Linked DNA regions of Homo sapiens: region 2 is linked to region 1. A link is a contact called in ENCODE Hi-C or POLR2A ChIA-PET data. All regions are on one chromosome and are shown on one strand. Each heading gives the region's core, a stretch centred on a gene start or an enhancer-like site at or near the end of the contact. The rest is flanking DNA. Distances are from core to core; before and after follow the strand shown.

Region 1 (3,225 bases), core at 361-2,860:
AACATTCTTCACAACTTTCACAGACAATCTTTAACATGGCTTAACTTTCTGACTATGTTTTATAACCTTCCTTACTAAAGGTGCATTCTTATATCTGTAACTTTAATATTTCTTTCCTTTCTTCCTACTTTCTCTCCTTAGTCTTTTTGTGTCTGTCTCTGATCTGTCTTTTCTAGTCTCTTTCTTACTCATTCTTTCCCTTTATTTCTCTTTTTAATGTGCACTAATTAGGTGAGTGTTGGTATTAACGGATACATGTATATATCTTAGTTTCCCAAATTTAGGGATGTAACATCTGTTTGCCACAACTGATTAGGTTCCAATCCTCTAGGGTTAACACCTGTTGAAAGAGGGGCTGTGCCTGTGAGCTGGCAATCTGGGCACCGTCAGATAATTTGTTTAGCCAATCTCTGTATAAGTTGAAGTTGTTTAAGATGAGTTTCTCTAATTTTAGTAGAAAAATTGATGCAATTGGGTGGCTTGGTCTAGCAGTGATGTTACAACCTGAAGAGCTGCTTGATCATTGCCATAAGCCAATGGGCCAGGCAGAGAGCTGTGGGCTCGAATGTGTGTAATAAAAACAGGATGTGTACGTTGGTGTAGCAATTGCTGAAGTCGGAGAAAAAGAGCACACAGAGTGGTCTCCAGAGCTAACTTCATGCTGTAAAAGTTCTTTAATAAATAAACAGAGTAACCTCAGCTCTCTGAGTGCTAGTAAACTCTGAGTGATGGAATTGTGTGGTCTCTACTAGACTGCCGCTTTTCCATGTTTACCAGACCCATCAGTAAACAGTGTTAAAGCATTAGGTATGGGGAAGTGCAATACCGCTTCGAATTACCTTTTACTTAAAGGAATCCTGATGATATCAGGGTTATAACTTAGCAATTGACTGCATTAATCATTAAGATGGCAAGTTGAAATAAGTAACATGAAATTTAAAAAGAAAATCTGAAAGCATCTCTAGAAGCAGAAACTTAAATAATATACTTTAACCATGTGCTTAAAGCCACAGGCAGAACAGCTTAAATCTTGCAATTGAGTTTTCAAGCTGATCAAGTTTATGGACTTTAATCTGGCCAACAGTCTTGAAAACAGTGACCCAGTAGTTGGGAAACTGAATTCAGGACTCTTTTAGCAAGTAGAAATCAAAAGACTATCTAATCAGTGGGTTACGACAGTCATTCATGCATATGCTTTCACTACACTTACATACAACTTTTCTTCTAATTTAACAAATATGATTTAGTTAGGTTTAAAGTTCTCCTTTAAAGGGTAATGTGTGGTTTTACATGCCTAGCTTTTAACTACTCTTTAACTAATTCATCGGCCTTCTGTAATCTCTCTCCCTTCAGAGGTTACTGTTTTACCTAAATTGGATTTGGAGAGCTACGTCAGGGGTAGGAGAGAGAGAGCAACAGTGGCCATTATCAGAAAAGAGGTTTTTCAAATTCTTACATTTTACTTAAATTTTAGCAGAGAATTATAATCTGGGATGTCGCTTGTAAACAAGGAGCACTTGCCTTGGGTCACCTGCAGAGCTAGAGAGCTGAGCCGGCGGGTCCCTGGGCGGTAGCTGTTTTACTCTTGTAAAAGCGCTGCCTTTTGCCTGTGCTGGCTCTGTTTCTGTGAACTTCCGGGCTGCCGAGCCTTTCTTTTTATTTACTGCTTGCTCGGCTGCACGGCTTTCGGCTCCTAATGCCTTTTTTCTTATCTTTTTATAAACATACACCTGATTGCCTTGCCGATTCTGCATTACTGGGCAGAGTAAGAGCTCTGCTTCTAATGCTGCCCGCTTAAGACAGGGACTGATAGCTGTAGCATATCCTAGGTCTTTTTTCCTATCTATTGGAGGAGGAGGCTCAGGTATAAACCCCCGTTTCCTCTGTTATTTCGGCCCGGTGATATTAGGGTGGAGGGAAGAGGAGGTGATAAGGCAGGTGACATTTTCTCCTCCTTGCTCTTTTTAGGCTCTTCTGCGTGTAACAGAGCTAAGGCTGCTCTAATTAAAGCCTATAACGTTAAAGCTGTTACTGGGACCTGTTGCCTTTGCACATGTTAAGATTTCTCCCCATTTGTTCCCAGAGTTCTACGTCTAGCGTTCCTTCTTCCGGGAACCACGGGCTTGGGATCACAAGAGTTTGCATTGCAACAGTTTGTCTAGCATGGATGATTAGGTCCCTTAATTGAGCCTGTGAAACTGAGGCTCCGCTAGCCTTAAGTAACTGTTTTAATACTTTCATATAATGTTTCTGCTGTGCTAATAACTGTGGTCCCATGATGAAAACTCAGCTTGACCCAACTTCCCCCAGAACTTGGTAACTTTGAGTGGGCACCAATGACTTGCTGATTACTCACTGACTTGACCGCGCGGTTCCTTTCTTCACCTTTGTTTTCCGGGGGGTCCGTCGCTTTTCCTTCACGCTTCCTTCGCAGCTTTCCTCATGAGGGCAGTCCTCACTCTTCCTAGGCAGCTTGCCTCAGGAGGGGCTCCAACTGCGGGGAGTCTGTTTCTGCAGACCCCTGACTGGCCTCACACGGCTTTCCTCACAGGGCTTTCCTCACACGGGTTTCCTCACACAGGCCACCAGCTGAGGTATTGCTCCTCACACGTGAAGGCATTAGCCGCGGGGTCTGCCCTCAGACCCTGACCCAAACGACAGATGAATAAAACGTACACTGACACACAGATATTCTGTTTTGCCAGTCCAGCTGAGTGTCCAGCCGCCTGCACACCTAGAGAGGTTTGTCACTGTGGACGGCCCTGAGCAGCTCGAACTCCAGGCATTTATTTAGTATACAATTAACAACAGAAGCTTTGAGTAAACTTGAGTAAACACACTTTGAGTAAACTTGAGTAAACACACTTGTGGATAATTAACATGGTTAAGAGAGTAGTTCTAGGAATGATTAAAACTCAGGTACCACGGTCTCAGGTAAATACTATCAGGCCTCTCAGCCCAAGCTAAGCCAGATGGCCTGAAGCAACTGAAGATCCACAAAAGAAGTGAAAATAGCCTTAACTGATGACATTCCACCACAGTGATTTGTTTCTGCCCCACCCTAACTGATCAATGTACTTTGTAATCTCACCAACCCTTAAGAAGGTTCTTTGTAATCTCCCCACCCTTAAGAAGGTTCTTTGTAGTTCTCCCCACCCTTGAGAATGTACTTTGTGAGATCCACCCCCTGCCCACAAAACATTGCTCCTAACTCCACCGCCTATC
Region 2 (2,910 bases), core at 374-2,873, 85 kb after region 1:
TTTTAACTTTTTAAAAGAGATACAGTCTTGCTCTGTCACCCAGGCTGGAATACAGTGGCACAATATAGTTCACTGCAGCCTCAAGCTCCTGGGTTCAAGTGATCCTACTACCTCAGCCTCCCCAGTAGCTGGGACTACAGGAACATGCTACCGCGACTGGCTAATTTAAAACTTTTTTTGTAGATACGGGGTCTCACTTTGTTGCCCAGGCTAGTCTGAAACTCCTGGCCTCAAGTGAACCTCCCATCTTAGCCTCCCAAAGCACTGGACTAGCAGGCATGAGCCACCATGCCCGAAGAGTACATTTCTTATTGTCCCCCAAATTGGACAAATTATTTAGTCTTAAGCTATACAGGAATAGGAAAAGATTCAGATTCCACAAACTCTGTCCATTTCTGTCCAGAACATTTTATTGAGTTTGCTTCAAAATAAGATGAACTTTCTTGGCATATAACGTCTGGAGGTAGGACAATGCACTGACTTCTTAAGCACAGAATCCCCTTGACTTCCAAAGTGAGACCTGGCTTGGCCCGCTGAAAAGTGCCTAGACTTTGAAGCCAGATGGATTTGAGATTAACTGGGGTGATGTCGTTGATTGCTCATCAGTGGCACTGGGAATGAATTCGCACTGTGTTGTACTTACGTGGCTTTCTTTCTCAGCGGAAATGTTGCCATCAGTTCTTTTTGGGATATCAATAATTTGGCAAGAAAGAAAGTCTCCATCAATGTATTATAGAGACTGGGGGACAAAAATCTGAGAAATGCTACCTAAATTCCTGCAGGATGCATGCAGATGTTCACAAAGAACGTACACTAAGCAATTCAAAAAGCCACAGAATCATGCATGCTGAGCGCACACTTGCCTACATAAGGAGCAGCACTTTGACCTAGAAGCCAGGGACCAGGAAGGCAGTAAGAGAGAAAGAAACAGGGGATGTTGATTCCCCTGTTGTCCTTTGCACCCCTCTACTTAGTAGATCTAACTTAAGTTGTTCAGTGGGCAAAAGTCCAGTGTACTCAGTAGCTCCAAACCAACATTTAGTGTCAAAAAGGTATTTGGGGCCAAGTGTGGAGGCTCACGCATGTAATCCCAACACTTTGGGAGGCCGAGGCGGGCAGATCACCTGAGATCAGGAGTTCGAGACCAGCCTGGCCAACATGGTGAAACCCCATCTGTACTAAAAATACAAAAATTAGCCGAGTATGGTGGTGGGCACTTGTAGGAGGCTGAGGTGAGAGAATCTCTTGAACCCAGGAGGCAGAGGCTGCACTGAGCTGAGATCATGCCACTGCACTCCAGCCTGGGCAACAAAGGGAGATCATGTCTTAAAAACAAACAAACAGGTATTTGGAGCAAGCAATGGACCCAGTGACAGTAACAATTTCAAAGCAAGTAGAGATCCAATGGCAAAGATGGGAGAGGAACAGCCTCAATGTGTAGGAAAAGGTGGCTATAACTACAAAAGCCAAGACTGTGTATGGGGACAGGTGAGGGAGAGGATTCACTGCCTGTGATCCCCTGGCCAGTCGGGGATCCATCCATTTCACACATGGATGCCGAGAAAAAGATGTCTGAGAGGGCAGTGGGCAAGAAGAACAGTTGTGGCCGACTAGCGAGGGGATCACAGGCAGAAACATCAACCCTTTAAGATGCCATGAGCATTGCTGCCTGAAGGTGGCATCTCTCACTCTGAAGAATTCCTGTGAAGATTAAGAAGCCTTGCAATACATTTTTGGAAGGTCAGTTCACATCTGTTTTCTATTTGTCATATTCTGTCAGCACTTCTGTGAGAACTGAGCCATTACACCAGCCTTGGAAGCCAGAGGCAGCTGGATCCTTCAGGCCTGGCATCTCCCAGGCCCGCGGTCCTACCTCAGTGGAGGAAGAGTGGGAACTGCTGTGCATTCCAACTTCAGTTCCCTGTGTGTGCCGCTGCCACCATCGCTCACCTGCAAACTGCTTCAAAGAGCAAACAGGCACTAAGAATTCAGCCTGGTGAATCCATTGTTCTCCTCCCCATAAAACAACAAACAACTTAGAGGCTTTTCAATCCTCTGATGTGTTTAATTTGTTATCTAGCAACAAAAAGAAGGAAAAGAAAAAGAAATTCTCCCAAATTCTATGCAATTTACAGTCCTGCAACTACATACGGAACTGGGATTTGCCTGAGAGACATATTGCAAAACAATCGGCCCCAAGGAAAATTCCAGAACTCAACAACACTCACAGTGGCCTAGTGATGGTTATCAGAATGGTGTTTCTAAATGGTGCTTATCAGTGTGCAGAGTCACTTATCACCAGTAGGCAAAGAGTTCCATGGATGTGGTTCAAAGGGCAGCCCAAGAAGCACCTGGGTCACATTCCTGCCCATCTGCCTGCAGCCCTCCCACGCCAGTAGGTAACCTAGACTTGCTTCACAGGGTCGGGGTTTGGGAAGACAAGGCATCTATGACAGGCTACTTCGCTCAGATCAATGTGTAACAATCAATGCCCAGTGCTTAATTTTAACAATAAGAATTTTATGGTGAGAGATGAACAGTCAATACTTAAGTTGGTCAGCCGGTGGCGGTGGCTCATGCTTGTAATCCCAGCACTTCGGGAGGCCGAGGTGGGTGGATAAGGTGAGGTCTGGAGTTCGAGACCAGCCTGGCCAACATGGTGAAACCCCATCTCTACTAAAAATACAAAAATTAGCCGGGCATGGTGGTGGGTGCCTGTAATCCCAGCTATTCGGGAGGCTGAGGTAGAAGAATCACTTGAACCCAGGAGGCGGAGGTTGCAGTGAGCCAAGATCACACCACTGCACTCCAGCCTGGGCAACAAGAGCAAAACTCTGTCCCAAATTTAAAAATAAATAAGTAAATAAAAATAAAATAAAATAAAATACTCAAGTTGGTCATGGCTTAAAC

The links. Hi-C counts contacts between places; a loop is a spot of excess contacts on that map. ChIA-PET counts read pairs that join two places held with the same protein, here RNA polymerase II (POLR2A).
Region 2: a loop to region 1 is called in a map of Caco-2, with 8 times the contacts of the local background. The contact joins two enhancer-like sites. A Hi-C loop is called at or near these places in 1 of 168 maps with a recorded cell type or tissue (Caco-2). POLR2A ChIA-PET finds 5 or more read pairs at or near these places in 2 of 52 experiments (Caco-2 and HepG2).

Annotation. Positions count from the first base shown.
Region 1 is chr12:69,329,546-69,332,770 of GRCh38, forward strand. No RefSeq gene overlaps it. Among named protein-coding and RNA genes, the nearest start is that of LYZ, 17 kb to the right of the region's middle. RefSeq lists enhancers at 1,625-1,784, 2,625-3,225. Within about 2 kb of position 1,611, at least 18 of the 41 ENCODE cell types and tissues checked have a DNase peak (open chromatin) inside an H3K27ac peak, as active enhancers do.
Region 2 is chr12:69,414,233-69,417,142 of GRCh38, forward strand. It overlaps a transcript of YEATS4 not described here. Among named protein-coding and RNA genes, the nearest start is that of LINC02373, 32 kb to the right of the region's middle. RefSeq lists silencers at 1,537-1,831, 1,757-2,051. Within about 2 kb of position 1,624, at least 4 of the 41 ENCODE cell types and tissues checked have a DNase peak (open chromatin) inside an H3K27ac peak, as active enhancers do.